2 separate regions of the Homo sapiens genome follow, and region 2 is linked to region 1. A link is an interaction called in ENCODE POLR2A ChIA-PET data of the cell type or tissue named here. Cell type or tissue: GM12878. All regions are shown on one strand.

Region 1 (8,000 bases):
GTGCAGAGAGGCCATGGGACATGCTTCTCACCAATGAACTTGTAAGCAGAAATCAGTGCATGGAGCTTCTGGGGAAGCTTGTGAAAGAGGGAGACTTTGCTTTTTGTCCCTCTTCTTCCTTCTTGGATGGCATATGTAAGACAAAGTGGAGCCACAGGAGAATGGAATCCACAAGGAAAGGCTGACAGAAGGAACTGCAGCCTGATGATGGCATGGACCCAGCGTCATCCTCAGATGGCCAGATTGCTTGCAAAGTGGTATAAAAGCTGCTGGAATCAGGTTTCTGTGACACACAGCAGAGTGCAATCCTATGTAATATACAGCCCTGCTCCTGGACTTTTTCTTTCCATAAGCCTTTTTGCTTATACTGGTTTGGGTTGGGTTTTCTATCCCTTTCAACAGAAGAAATCCATTTCTGACTCGGAGGAGACATCCTGTTTACTCAACAGGTAAATGTCTCACATCTATGAGACAAGGTGAACGATAATTGTCCCTTTAAGAGAAAGAAGATGATATTCCTTACGTGTGGCTGCAGGGGAACATTAAAGCAGGAGGTGGAGAGAGAAAAGGAATGTAATGGGGTGAAGAGGAGCCTTACGGAGAGCAGAAAGTTTCTTCTGGCTTCAGAACCGAGCTGATGCAGTGTCTGGGGCTGCTGTCTGGGTCACAAAAATAATTTGGATGACTCTGTGGCCAAACTATGTAGGGGAAGCTCCTCCAACTTTTAGCAAACTGTAGTTGGCCCTTACTCTTTTGAGGCATGTGAAGAACTACATTCTTCAAGGGGCTGGGCCTCTTCAAGACTTTTTCTCTTTCCTGGAGAGGGCCAGGGAGGTGAGTGGGGGAAAGACTAAGCATCAATGTGAGCATGAGAAAATTCTGGAATCAGTAAGATCTCAGTTTTTTTGTTTTTTTGAGACAGAGTCTTGCTCTATCACCCAGGCTGGAATGCAGTGGCACAACCATAGCTCACTATAACTTTGAACTCCTGGGCTTAAGTGATCGTCCCGCCTCAGCCTCCCAAGTAGGTGGGCCTACAGGCACATGTCACCACGCTCAGCTAGTTTTTAAATTTTTTGTAGAGACAGGGTCTCACTATCTTGCCAGGGCTGGTTTTGAACTCCTGGTCACAAGCCATCCTCCTGTCTTGGCCTCCCAAAGTGCTGAGATTACGGGCATGAACCAGTGTCTGGTCAAAATGGAGTTTTTTGTTTTGTTTTTGAGACAGGGGTCTCGTTCTGTTGCCCAGGCTGAAGTGCAGTGGCACGAACATGGCTCACTGCAGCCTCAACCTCCCAGGGTCAAGTGATTCTTCTACCTCAGCACCCCCTAGTGGCTGGGACTATAGGTGTGCACCACCATGCCAGTTAATTTTTAAATTTTTTTAATAGAGCCTGTTGCCCAGGCTGGTCTCTAACTCCTGGGCTCAAGCAATCCTCCTGCCTTGGCCTCCCAAAGTGCTGGGATTATAGGCGTGAACCACTACACCCAGCCTGAAATGGAGTTTTCTATGAATTATTAATTAGATCCCTTTTAATACTCTTAGAGATATAAAAATGAAGATTGTAGCACTTTTAAATGATTTGTAACTGTAACACTTTGTTTTCTTCAATGTGGCTCTTCACAGACTGGGCCATGTGAAGCTTTGGGATTTCCCAGGGTCATGTTCTTTACAGAGGCAGGAGGTCAGCTCTACTGGTTCCCTCACACTGTTTCAACTTCCCTGCCCTCTAAACAGGCTGCACAGCATCCTCCAGCCCCAACTATCCTCTCAGAAGAGTTGTCGGAATAAGGACAAAAACAACACCCTCTGTCTCTAGGTCCTTCTGGAATGTCTTCTAAGATACAAAGTCTCCTCTCAGGCCCGTTAGCTCATCCCACCCTCCCTCCACCTCTGTCTGGATTAAAAGCCTTCTGTGCTGGAGGACAAGGAGAATCCTGAAGAGCCAACTAGCTGAACTGCTAGAGTTGCTCCAGTGATTCTCCAAAGTGCCTCTTATCCTGAGACTTTCCTGTTGTCCAGGAGACCCAATGGATGTTTCCCCCAGCCCCTTTGCCTAGGGAAAAGTAAGTGATAGCAGGCAGGAAGGCCTTGCTGCTGTAGTGCCACTGTGCACAACCTAGAAAGCTGCAGCAAAGAGAGACTTGAAGGTTGCTTGGGCAGCTCCCAGAGATGGCACTGCTTTTCAGGGAAGTTGTGTCTCAGGTAGTGACTATTTGGGCCAGTGCTACGCAGGTGGTAGAAAGAATTTACCAAGACAGTTGTAGGTCAGCAAAGCAGATTTGTTAGAGGAAGTATGAAAGTATGTTGCAAGGGTGCAATGGGTAAGTCAGCAAGAGAGTAGCTGACTGCAAGGAGTCAAAGGCTTGCTGGGGATTTTTTAGGATGGTGCTTGTGCTGTGTGCTGAAGAGGGCTTTGTACAGTACAGATAATGCCAAGGTTGCAGTGAGCTAATGTACATTATTCTATCAGCCGAGGTGTCTGGTGATAGTTGGGCACAGGAAGATTGTGAGTTATTTGCACAGGAGGGCTATGTGTCCTGGACCATGAAGAAAGGCAGATGTATAGCTTATCTACTTTTTCTTTTTTCTTTCCCCTGCTCCCACCAGCCTGACTCCTTTTCCCTAATTAGGACTCCACAGGTTGTGGTCCCCACTACCTAGGGTCATAACCTTTGCAGGTTTTGAAGCTCCGTCTGATCAGTTTGCAGTGTTGGGGGATTGCTGCACAGAGAAAGACAGATGCTCCTGGAAAATACCAACATGTCCCATCCCCCTCATCTGGAGGATGAGCTTTTGCACTAGCAGAAAGTTTGTTTCTACACCTAAAGCCATATTATTCCCTATGCCAAGGTGTTGAATTAGACATCAAGAGGTTGATGAAGGAGTACAGAATTGGAGCAAAGGGTGATCTGAAGGGATGTGACATCTAAGTGGTGTGATGAAGTGTTCCTGCTCCCATAGTAAAGTCTGTCCTCACACAGTGGGAGGCAGTAGTTCTTAGCATAGAGGCTAAAGTGTAGTCTCTGCCGTGCATTGTATGCATTCAAATTCTGATCTATTCTGAGTAACAATGTGGCTCTGGGCAAGCTACCTTTCTAGGTTGCAGTTTCATCTGTAAAATGACAAAAAAGAAAGTATCAGAACAAGTTGGTACTAGGCCCAGTCCTGCTATAAGTTGCTGGTCACGTCAAGTAAATCTCTCAGCCTCTCTGGATCCATGCTTCCTCCTCTGAAAAATGAAAAGGGTTGAATCAAGGGTAGACTCTTCTACTACAACAATCTCTGAAACTGTGGAGGGAAAGTCTGAGCCACTCCCCACTAAGAAGCTGTTACTGCTTGGATGCCTGAGTTTTCAATGCCTCAGTAAACTATACCACCTCTGGGGAACTCCCAGCCCAAGGGGGAAGACTGCTGAATGACAGAGCGCTTTTCATGATACTTGGCTAGGGCTGTGCTAACTTAAACAATGAGCACAGTTCTCAGTCCTGAAGGTAACAAGAACACCCTTGCCAATCTCCAGAGAGGAAAACCTCTGTAAGCTCATATATGTGGGCAGGACTTCCACAGAATTCTGGAATGTCAAAGCTGGAAAAGCTCTCAGGGAGTTTCTAGTTCAGGGGTTTTAAGTCACATTCTGTACTTCTGCAGTTCCACAAACTATTAATATTCACCTTATTTTGTATACCAGAGACTGCATTTAAAACTGTGGCTGCAAAACAACAAAGACACCTAAATCAGTCATCTGTCAAATGTGAACACATCAGAGACCAAAATTCATTTATACATTGTGGCAGATTTTGCTAGTGGTCCCCTTTCCCTTTGTTGTAGAAACTACACTTGAGTGGGGCCATAGTGCCCTGATTAAACTACATCTCCCAGCCTTCCTTGCAGATAGGTAAGGCAGTGCAGTTAAGCTTTAGTCAGTGGGTTGTAAGCAAAGGTTGTGAGTGTGACTTATGGGAGTTTTCTTCAAGTGAATGGGAATGCTCTTCTCATTCCTCTTCTAGCTAGCTCTAATGTGGACATGATGGCAGAACTCAATCAGTCATCTTGGACTTTGAATTGATAGAGAGAAGGAGGCTTGGTCCTGATGATCACTGAGTTACCTTGCTGACTCACTTCCCTACAGTGAGTGCCCTGGACTGCTCACCTCCAGATTTCATTTACATAAAAGAGACATACAATTCTGTCTTATTGAGGCCACTTCTATTTGGGGTTTTCTGCCTTTTGCAGCTAAATCTAATGGACACATTTGTGTTCTCAGTAATTGACTTTATAATGCATTCATAATATAAATATAAAAATAGCTTACTGAATAACCCTAAGGAAAACCACTCAGGTCAAGGAAACCACTCAGGTCAAAAAATAACATTTTGCAGCCACCCCAGAAGCTCTCTGTGTGCCCTGTCCCAATCACAACTACCTCCTTGCTTCTAAAAGCAACCTCTGTCCCAATTTGTATAGTAAACATATCCTGTTATACAGTAATGACATAACATTTCCTTAAAAACATTTTGGTCAGAGACTACTTTTATCTGTTTTATTTGAGATGCTCCTTAAGACTTTGCTTGACAGAAGGCTTCTTCTAATAAAAAAGTTGGCCAATAACTGAAATAGTCTGACCCCTTCATTTTACAGAGGAAGAACATGAAGTCAGAGAGGGGAAAGAACTTCCTTATTTTAAAACTGACAAATAAAAATTGTATGTATTTATGGTGTACAACATGATGTTTTGATGTATGTATATATGCAAAAGGATTTTCTAATGTCAACCAGCAAATTAGAGGTAGAGTGGACTAGAACTCATGTTCTCTCTGACTTTTTAACATTTTAACATTTTATTTTCCAATCCATTTCAGGGGAAGCAATCCTAGATACAAGGTACCAGCCTTGTGCAATGGCTCAAGGATGGGAAAGACTTGCAAATACAGTCTCTAGTACAGGACATTTTATCTTCAACAAACACAAAACCTGCCTCTTTCCACCCAAATCTCAGGGGAAGGATGCTACCAAGGATTCTGACAATGGTTCTTCCCAGATGGCTTTGCATTTTAACACAAACACATCAGCAAAGATGGAGTCAGACACAGAGTGACACAGTGGGGATGCCGATTGGATGAAGTGATCTTTGTAGGCCTCCTCAGAACCCTGCACCAGGGCATCTCCCCCATAGCTACTGTGTGCCCTGAGCCTGACACACAGAGGCCCTTGGAGATCACTGTGGCCAAGGGTGATGCTGAGTCTCGAGATCAGAGGTGTGAAATGCAGAGATGCAGGCGAGCCCCAGCTCTCTTTGCCATCTTTGCTAGACTGTTCTGACCAGCATGCGGCTGCACCTAACTCAATTTCTGGAGAATCCTTCATGCTCATGAAAGTCAATTATTTATTTATTTTTAAGACAGAGTCTCACTCTACTGCCCAGACTGGAGTGCAGTGACACAATCTCAGCTCACTGCAGCCTCCACCTCCCAGGTTCAAGCGATTCCCCCACCTCAGCCTCTAAGTAGCTGGGACTATAGGTGCCAGCCACCATGCCTGGCTAATTTTTTTGTATTTTTAGTAGAGATGGGGTTTGGCCATATTGGCTAGGCTGGTCTCAAACTCCTGTCCTCAAGTGATCCATCCCCCTCGGCCTCCCAAAGTGCTGGGATTACAGGTGTGAGCCACCACGCCTGGCCAAAAATCAATTATTTTATATTATGACAGATGCCCGTCATGCTTTTGTGTAGGACATGGCAGTGTCCAAGATAGCTCACTGGCCAGATTCCATAGCCTTCTTTGTCTCAGATTCTTGGAAGTTTTTGGGTCAGGCCTATTGGCTTCTCCCTTTTCCTATAGGTTAGAATTAGCAGACAACATTAGCAAAGATGTGACTGTGTGTTCTGTGGGGGAGAAAAAGGTGTTCCAAGGACTAAAAACTTGGGAAACAAGTTCATACTTTATCTCCTTTTTGAAAAGTCTCAATTACAGTATTAGTACCTTGAAGGATCTGCAAATTTCTACAGTAAATTATTTTGCTTGATTTTGATGGGCCTGGCATTTTTCAAACTTTTTTGGCTTTGAGACCTCATGTTTCACTAATAGCATTCTGCACGAAACAGTTTGGCAAATGATACTAGCCGCCTCTTTGATGGATAAAGGATGTATTAATACACATAGGATAGACAACATGGCTGGAAAATCACCTTTCTGGCCCAGGTAGCCATCCCTCTGGAAAAGTACTGCATTATCTCTGACTCTGTAAAAATCCATTTCTAATAGCCCCAAGAAGCCACTGCAGAAATGATCTAAACCAGTCTGGGATGGGTTCCCCAGGGATAGCTGGCTGGGCCCTACAGCCTGGCACCAGACTTATTGTACCAAGAGCCCTGGCCAGCCGGCAGCCACCCAGTGTGTGTCTTGACTTGTTTTTCCTTCCTTTCTCTCCTCCTTTTAGAAGACAGCTGAATGGTTCCAGTCTTTCAGTCCTGCTCCTGGCCAACACTGGACCTCTCAAAGTCTAGCCAACTCCTCTTCCAGCGCCTTGATAAACAACCCCCTCATGCTGGGAACCACAGCAGTGGGCTGTTTTTCTCCCTCATGCACCCCAGGAAGCCTCTCCTCTTTGCCTGGGCTTTCTTCCCAAGGCCTTAGCTGCCAACCCATTTTACACCCATGCGAAGCCCAGTCAGTCACCTGAAGAAAAGGAGACTCACAGAAGGCCCAAGATGAAAGACTCTTTAATCCTGTGGCTTTTTGAGTTTTGTTTTTAGCAGGAAGACCTTATTTTCAAAACAAATTGTTACACAGAATTTGCCAGTTTACAGAACAGATGAATAAAGACATTTATGGCAGACTTGTTTATTGTAGCACAACACTGGAAAGACACGAAAAGTCCATCAGTAAGGAACAGATTTAATAAGATGATGGTGAAGTCATACAATGGAATACTATTCTGCTGTCTAAAAGCGTGAGGCACCTCCCAACAATAATAGCACAAGTTCTGAGAAAATCTTTACTTTATATGGACAGTATTTGGTTAACAGTTCCATTTTAGGGCAAAGACCAAGATTACTACTTGTTTTGTTAAAATGTGCCACCTCCTATTCAAACTTGTCCAATGTTTATTTGGAACTTAAATATGGTGACCAAATATCCCAGTTTGCTTAGAACTGAAGGGTTTCCTGGGATATAGGACTTTAAGTGCTAAAACGGAAAATTCCAGGCAAAGGAATGAGTTGGTCACCCTATACTTAACAGAAGTCAACATGTTATTTTAGAAAGAATAGGTAGATTATTATTACTAATTTTAGCCCATGTTAATAAGCCAATATATTCACAAATAAAACAACCAGTATTTGTACTTTACTTATTTATTTTTATTTAATTTTTTTGAAACAGAGTCACACTCTGTTGCCCAGGCTGGAGTGCAATGGTGGGATCTCGGCTTACTGCAACCTCCGCCTCCCAGGTTCAAGCGATTCTCCTGCCTCAGCCTCCCGAGTAGCTGGGATTACAGGCATGTGCCACCAGGCCCAGCTAATTTTTATATCTTTAGTAGAGATGGGGTTTCACCATGTTGGTCAGGCTGGTCTCGAACTCCTGACCTCATGATCTGCCCACCTCGGCCTCCCAAAGTGCTGGGATTACAGGCATGAGCTACCACACCCGGCCAGTATTTGTACTTTAAATACGAGGGCAAAACCATATGAACTGATACGAAACATGAAACTATCTCAAGGTGCAGTAAAAAGTGGGGGAAAAGGCAAGTACAGAACAGTGAACTGAGTGTGCTCTCATTTTTTTAAGTTCTTTACTCTCTCTTTCCCCCACCCCCAAAGGTCAGAGCAGGGGGGGATTTGTCCACATAATAAAATGAAGTTTGTGACTTGTCTACTCCATCATAAGAAAATAGCTGGGCTGATTTTCACCAAACTTGGAGGATATACTTGGGGTGGTCTGACTTAAATACAGATTGTTTGGCATATGAAAATTGATCCTAGTAACCCTTCCTCCT
Region 2 (8,000 bases), 410 kb before region 1:
CACAATTACTGGGTTCTCCCTTCCCCAGAGCCCAGAGATACTCTGGGCACCATGGGCCCCTGCTGGGGGTGGGGGAGGGGTGGCGCTGCGCAGTTGATTCAAGACTGTTTTTTCTTTTACCTCTTTAGTGCCTCTTTCAGCCATACGAAGTTAAAACCAGGTACTGTGAGTGCCCACGTTTTTTGGTTCTTATGAAGGTGTACATAATTGTTAAATTGGTGTCCTTGCAGCAGGGGTTGGGGGACAGGACAGATCAGTGGAGCTTTCTACCATCTTGCTCTACCTCCTCCCTATTTTACATTTTGATAACCACCATTCAGTGGCCTCCCTTGGGCCCTACAATGCAGTGAGGAGCTTTGATGCACAAATGTTTGCATCCTGGATCCATCCTTCACTACGTGTTTGATCTTTAACAAGTTATTTAATGTCTCTGAGTCTGTTTCCTTATCTGAAAATGGAGACAATGACAGTGTAAACATCACAGGTCATTGTAAGGATTAAATGAGATGATCTCATGTAAAATCCTTAGTAAGCACTCAATGAAGGAAAGGAGGAAGGGTTTTCTATGTTCCTTGACTCACTAGCAAGTTCCAGAAGTTAAATAAATAGTAAGTTAAATGGGGGGAAGAAAGTCGTGTGTATGCATATGTGTGTACTAAAAAAATCAGTTCCAAACCACTTAAGAAATTTTAATATCACCACCACTCAGACATAAAGCTAACATGTAGTAGTCTTTAGTGTTGCCAATGATTACTAATGAGTCTCCCTAGCTTAGTTTTGTTGGTTATATCAATGTTGCTAAATTTAGTTTTTCTTTCCAAGGTTTAACTTCAGCCAGATTTGTCTGAGTAATAAAATTAACCCTATCCTCTTACACAGTAGGGGCTTATCTTTAGAGAATGAGTGTAAACTTTTCTTAATAACAGAGAAGATAACTTTAAACTTCAAGGATGGGTGCGGTGATTGATAGTGGAGCAGGGTGGGAGAGAAATGTTTCCAGAGAGGATGATCACATTGCCAACACTCAGGATGGATCATTGGAAGTCCTTTGGGTTTGCTGATGAAACAGAGAGCTCAGGGTGGAAATGACAACCCATTCTCTGGCAAAGTGGACTGTGGACCCCTGCACGAGCTATGAGTGTCCTGTTGCCCAACAGGGACTCTGTAGGCTATGGGATCTGGGTGTGGACCACCAGCCTTTCCTCCATCTGAGTGGACTTGTGCTGGTGAAGTATCTTCTGGAAGTCCAGCAGATAGAAAGTAACATACAGAAAGAGCAGACCGGGACGTGGGAATTGGGGGGCACAGGGAAGACGAAGGATGAAAATAAGCAGGACAGGGCTTTTTCAAATGTTCTCTTAACACCGAGGCTGAAACAGGCATAGCTCATTCCCGTAAACCACGGAGAGTTTGATGAGAAACTCTCCTCTCCCCACCTTTTGGGACTATAGATCTTCAACATCTATTTATTTATCTAGGTGCGTTTTCTCAATTTTAGTAATTCTGAGGGGAGGGGAGAGAGCAGTCACCACCAGAAGGATGGAGGTGATGTCTCAGGTTGGCTTGCCTCTGGCTGCCAGCCAAGATCAGACACAAGCATAGGTGCTGTAATGTCCAGGCAGCAGGACAGAATGGAAGAAGGTTCAGGCTCAGTCGTAGAAGATTCAGGTTCTACTCAAAGCCCAGCTCAAATGATACCACCTGTGGAAAGTCTTCTTTGGTGCTCTAGAGCAGGTAGTGTCCTTTGCCCTTAGATGGACATTAGATGGTATTTACTTAGTTGATTACCTGTTAACTCTTCCCCAATGGACAGCAGACTGGCTGCTTGAGAGCAGGGATTCTTTTCTCATTAATCAGTGTATCCTCTTTAGAATGATTTATCAGTTATCTTTTGCTGCATAAAACTTCCCACTCTTTATGTATTAAAATTACAAACATCTTTATTATTTATCACAGTTCTGTGGATTATCTGTACAATTCTTATGGTCTGTGTCAGCCTGACTGGGGTTGGATATAGTCTAGGATGGCTTTACTCGTGTCTGGAAGTTGGTAGGCTGGTTGATCTGCGGACAGGGCTCAACTGGGATGATTCATTTATGTTCCACATGGTCTCTGATCCTCCGGTAGGCTAGCCCAGGATGCTTTACTTGGTGGTCTCAACTCCATAGAGCAGCAAGTGATGTAAGTCCTGATGCATAGGTTATTACCAAACCTCTGACTGCATCACATTTACTAATGTCCCATTGGCCAAAGCAAGTTACAAGGCCAAGATCAAATTTAAAGGGGAGAGGCTGGGCGTGGTGGCTCACACTTGTAATCTCAGCACTTTGGGAGGCCGAGGCAAGTGGATCACCTGAGGTCAGGAGTTTGAGACCAGCCTGGCCAACATGGTAAAACCCCATCTCTACGAAAAACAAAAATTAGCCAGGCATAGTGGCAGGCACTTGTAATCCTAGCTACTTGGGAGGCTGAGGCAGAAGAATCGCTTGAACCCAGGAGGTGGAGGTTGCAGTGAGCCGAGATTGTGCCATTGCACTCCAGCCTGGGCAACAGAGCGAGACTTCATCTCAAAAAAACAAAACACAAAACAAAACCGACAAACAAGCAAAAAAATTTAAGGGATACAGATACAGACTTCATCTTTTCATAGGAGCAGGTGCAAAGTCACATTATCACGAGGAATTTATGGTCATTTTTGCAATATTCTACAAAATCTTGTTTGGCACACAGTAGGTAATCAAGAATGCATGTTGCAAGAATTAAGAGGTAAAGTCTATTCAAATAATATTCATGTTCACTCCTCATCCCTCCCCATTGGCACATCTACTTCCATGCCTCCTATTCATTGTTGGGATCTTTGAGTTGGGAGAAAATGTTATCTAATCGTTTGAAATGTTTGTTGCCCCTCATTTAATATGCATGGCTCCTTTCTATCTGAGAGTTTTCACACTGGTCATCTTGGCCCTACCCATCTCAACACTGGAGCCGTGCACAACTTTCTGGCTTGTGGATTATGTGCCCACCCTTAATGTTTGCTTTTTGAACAGACCCAGAAAAGGGAAAACCGGTTGTCTGCCAAAGTGTGGACAGTCTTAGCTGGCTGCATCTCCTTTGGCCAGTTGCTGCCACTTGGGGCCCTCTGGTGGCTGCTTCTTGCATAGCTCCACGCTAGGTATGAAATTCATTGTGTGAATTATCATAAGCTTGGATAGAGTCCAGAGCCTTCCAAGGGAAAGCTCACAATGTAGTGGAATGCCAGAGGTATGAAAAGAAGAAGTAATAAACAAAACAAAAATGTAAAAAATTACCATTTAGAGCTTGTAGCTTTCTTGTTTCACCATGACTTGGCCCAGAGAAAAGGCAAAGCAGTGACATAAAGATAATGCATATAAAAGAGATCTGGCCAGGCGAGGTGGCTCACGCCTGTGATCCCAGCATTTTGGGAGGCCGGGGTGGGTGGATCACCTGAGGTCGGGAGTTCAAGACCAGCCTGACCAACATGGAGAAACCCCGTCTCTACTAAAAATACAAAATTAGCCAGGCGTGCTGGACTATGCCTCTAATCCCAACTACTCGGGAGGCTGAGGCAGGAGAATCGCTTGAACCCAGGAGGCCGAAGTTGTGGTGAGCTGAGATCGCATCATTGTACTCCAGTCTGGGCAACAAGACAGAAACTCCGTCTCAAAAAAAAAAAAAAAAAAAAAAAGAGATCCATATAATTAAAAGTCGGGTGCTGGTAGGCAAGGAGCAGTGCCAGGCTCACCGAACAAAAGTGGTGGAGTTGGAAAAGGGGTGAGAGTCTTCTGACTTGAGCAGCTCGTCCAGGGCCTGGTAGGTCCCCACCACAAAGCCCACGAAGCCCAGGATGCTGATCAGGGCGTCCTTGAAGATGGTGAGGGGGCTCATGCCCTCTGAGTAGAACGTGGTGACCTCCAGGAGCGGTGGGATGATGAGGGCCAGGGCGGTGCCACTCACGGAGCCCACCAGGGAGATGACCAGGTCCAGGCGGGGGATGAGGATGGCCAGGAGGCCTGCAGGGAGAGGATAGTGGAGAGATGGAGCATTCCAGGCTTAGCCAAGCTTTGAAAGTTTGTTCTTAAAGTCCTCTTCTTGGCCAGGCACAGTGGCTCACACTTGTAATCCCAGCACTTTGGGAGGCCTAGATGGGTGGATCACTGAAGGTTGGGAGTTCAAGACCAGCCTGTCCAACATAGTGAAATCCCATCTCTACTAAAAATACAAAAATCAGCCGGGTGTGGTAGTGGGTGCCTATAATCTCAGCTACTCAGGAGGCTGAGGCAGGAGAATCACTTGAACCTGGGAGGTGGAGGTTGCAGTGAGCCAAGATCACGCCACTGCACTCCAGCCTGGGTGACAAAGTGAGGTCCTATCTCATTAAAAAAAAAAAAAAAATCCTCTTCTTAAAAAATGAACTAATTGTTTCTCAGAAATTCAATTACAGAAAGAAAAGTTAAAAGTCCTCCAATATCCCTAATCATATTCCCTAGAAGTTACATATTAAAAATTCAGCCAGGCATAGTGGCACATTTCTGTAGCCCCAGCTATTCGGGAGGCTGAGGCAGGAGGATCCAGGAGTTCAAGGACACCCTGGGTAACATAGTGAGACCCCATCTCAAAACAACAATAACAAAATTTGGTGAGTCTCTGTCTAATTGTATTCATTCATATTGTTCATTCATATTGTTGGGAGGAAATGTATTCATTCAAAAACTTTTCCCCTACCAACTTAGGGTCAGTGGTTGGGTGCTTGTGAATTCAACTGACAATAGGTAAGATTAACAAGAGAAAAGACAAAGTGTATATATAAGCTCCAGAGCCTTGAGAAGAATTGGCTTCCAGAACAGCCAAAGATACCCCCTTAATAAGGGGAAAAGGAGGGAGGAGAAAGGGCTTTTATGGAAGAACAAATGGAAGATATGACAGTTTCAGATAAAATTTGTTAAACAGTTAGTAATTCCCATGATAATGCTAAGTCTCTTTTCTGGCTCTAAACTTCCCAGAGAAGGGATTTATGGCAGCTATATTTGTCAGGAGGTCCCGCTTACATCAGCAAAAGAAGATTAGACAAAGTTTCTTTCTGCAGCTTCTTTTTGTTCAGGCATTTTTAGCTTAAAATAATCTTTATGCTACCGAGGTGCATTTTGGATCCTTACATATCCAACAAAACTTAAGCTCTTACTTAATAAATAACACTAAATAACAGTGCTGGGAACCATTCAAGCTGTTTGGAATATATCAATGTACAAACTGTCAATGTTTGTACTATCAAAATTTGTATCAATGTACAAATTTTTTAGAAGTCTTCTAAAATGCCTAGCATTTTAATAAATAAAAAATAATATAAATAATATAAATAAATAATACAAATTTATTATTTATTTTATATATAAATAAAATATATTTTATATATTTTATCTATAATAAAAATAAATAATAAATAAAAATATAATAATTATTTATAAATATTTATTTATAAAATATATTTTTATATATAATAAATATTTTATATATATAAAAATATAATAAATATAAATAATATAAATAAATAAATTATTTTTTAAAATGCCTAGAATTTTAATAAATAATTAACATGAGTATAAGAACCTTTTACTTGCAAACAATTAGAATATGAAATTATTTATAATACAAAGAGATCTTCAGTTGGAAGAAAATCCGGGAGGTGTCTTTAAAGAAGTGTCTTCTCCAGGTTTTATACACATGTCAGAAAACCCCTAACAAAGAAACACGAAAAGCTAAAAATTTTGAAATTATATTTTTTTAGCAGGACGTTTTACAGACCTGGGCTTTTACATTTTTTATTATATTTGATGAAAAATGTTCCTGGTCACCAATAAATCCCAGGAGCCTTGAGCAGGCCTCCTTTGGAGGAGTGTGGTAGAACAGAACAGGTCTGGAAGGCAGGAGTCTGGTTCATTCTTGTATGGCCTTGCCCAAGTCCCACCCCTTCCTCAGCTTGTTTCCTCAGCTGCAAAATGGAGATGAAGGCTACTATCCTTTTAGGTATTGTGATTCATTCTGCATAGGACATAAAAGTCTTCAATGAGATTTTTCATGTAAAGCATTCAGAAAAGTTATCTTTGCTATTACTCCAAGTTATTTACTCATACATGCTAATTGACAATGCATGAAGAAGTGTAGTGTAGGCTTAAGGGATTGTTATCTTTATACTGTGGGGCAAATTCCTTGATCTGTCTGGAATATGTAAGATACTGGATAGTTCCTGCATTCAAGGTCAAATTGAGAACTAATCACTTCAAAAAAAGAAAATCAGTGTCGAATGAATGCTGTGGGCTGGCCTAGAAAAGTGAAAATCAACAGCCACTTCAGCCAGTCTCAGGGGATCCAGCAGCTGCTGCAGGCCAAGATGCAGCCACTGAGAAGGTGTCCAAGTGTGAGCAAAAACATAGAGGCTGAAGCAGGCCAAGGAAGCAGCTGAGGCTTCAACTGCTGAACTGAAACTGAACAGCACTGCCTGCAGAGGGAGAAAGAGTTCAAGACCAAGGAAGCTGCAGCCCTGGAATCTCACAGCAGCCTTGGCACTGAAGTGGCACAGGAGGGTCAGAAGAAGAGGACCAGCCTCCAGAACTACTTCCAGCAGAATGGGGGTGAAGGCTTGGCTAGTCTCTTGGCTTTTGTCTGTGACACCTGGACAGAAATCCATGAAAACTGCTGCATAAATGAAGAAGAGTGGGAGAAAGAAGCGCCTGTACCACAGATTGGCATTTTAGATGCCCTCGAGGAATATGCAGCTTGAGATATATTCTTATGAAAAGGCATTAAATGATTTCTGTATATTATATAGCAGGTCCCTTCACATCTCAGAGAATATAAAATCTAGCTTCTTTGTACAGACTTAGAACTTATCTATAGATTTTCTTTTTACATCGTATTTCGTAGAAATTTAATGGGTATATGTCATGTTTTCCCATGCCTATTAGCTGAAGTAACATATGTATCAGTGTATCAATGTTGACTTTTTCTTTCTTTTTTCTAGTAAAAAAAAGTTCTTTGAAGAAGAAAGAGATTAATATTTTTTTTTTCCCTGTAGTGCTTTCTTGAATGTCAGGATTCTAACCATGAAAAAGTAGTAAATGGTTATTTGTAATCTGTGTGAAGCAGCAGCCACCCTTAAATTAGTCCATTCCTGCTAATGGTTAGAATAATGAATACTAGCATAACTGTTTGGGCTGCTTTTAGTTTCTCTGAATCAAAATTACTAGATGGTAGAATTCAAAAACTCGTTACATGTTATTACTCGGTGTACTGATAATTATCTAAAAGTAACACTTTGTTATGCAAAAAAAAAAGAATTTCCTAAATTTCCATGGACAGATGAATGGATAAAGAAAATGTGGTTTCTACGTACAGTGGAATACAATTTGGCCTTAAAAAGAAGACACTTTTGCAATTACAATCAAAAGGCATCTTAGGGACAGCTGGGCCACCTCTACTCTACACAGGAATCTCTAGCCATCTCCTTCGGCCTCTGGTGGAATACTTGCAGAAAGGGGTACTCCGGGTCATGGGGGCTGCTGTGAGCCAGGGAGTGGGAATGACCTCAGCCAATAGGCAAGCACAGGACCGTCCAGGGGTCAAGGAGCCCCAGCTGATTGTTGCCGATGGGGAATGTGATCCCAGCCTTGCCCAATCATTTTATAGTAGCCCCACCAAAAAATTTTAAAAATCTGCATTTGTATGGAGATTGCCCACATTTTAAATGTTGGCCCACTTTATACAACATTGTGAGGTTCAAACAACACCTGTTGCCAAATTAGAGTCCCATTTTCAATGTCTGCCCTGGAGGTGAAGGGCACTGGCTCTAGACTTACATGACTTGAATTCAAATCCTACCTCTGACACTTTCTGGCCAATTATTAATCACTCACTGCCTCAGTTTTCTCTTTCATAAAGTAGGGTTTATCATAGTTCTACCTCATGATAATTGTTGTGAGGACTGA

The links. ChIA-PET counts read pairs that join two places held together with the same protein. Peaks named below come from ENCODE experiments on the same cell type or tissue, not always from the same donor. Only the 100,000 strongest peaks of a DNase experiment are listed, where the experiment ranks them.
Region 2: POLR2A ChIA-PET joins it to region 1 with 9 read pairs; 1 of 35 experiments calls an interaction of 5 or more read pairs at or near these places.

What each region holds. Positions count from the first base shown.
Region 1 is chr5:151,718,125-151,726,124 of GRCh38, forward strand. No RefSeq gene overlaps it. Among named protein-coding and RNA genes, the nearest start is that of ATOX1-AS1, 31 kb to the right of the region's middle. RefSeq lists silencers at 1-150, 1,144-1,438, 2,370-2,479, 3,310-3,510, 3,970-4,170 and enhancers at 2,722-2,901, 2,972-3,231, 3,492-3,561, 3,582-3,631. In GM12878, CTCF peaks have their summits at 1,335 (motif pointing left) and 2,971; DNase peaks (open chromatin) are centred at 3,287 and 3,999; H3K4me3 peaks cover 1,263 bases; H3K27ac peaks cover 4,624 bases.
Region 2 is chr5:151,313,058-151,321,057 of GRCh38, forward strand. It overlaps SLC36A2 (solute carrier family 36 member 2), which reads right to left. Exons shown (of 10, transcript NM_181776.3): 10 at 1,915-4,031. The coding sequence ends at 3,760. It also overlaps the pseudogene ATP6V1G1P5. Among named protein-coding and RNA genes, the nearest start is that of SLC36A3, 13 kb to the left of the region's middle. In GM12878, CTCF peaks have their summits at 3,133 (motif pointing left) and 6,509 (motif pointing right); DNase peaks (open chromatin) are centred at 3,159 and 6,437.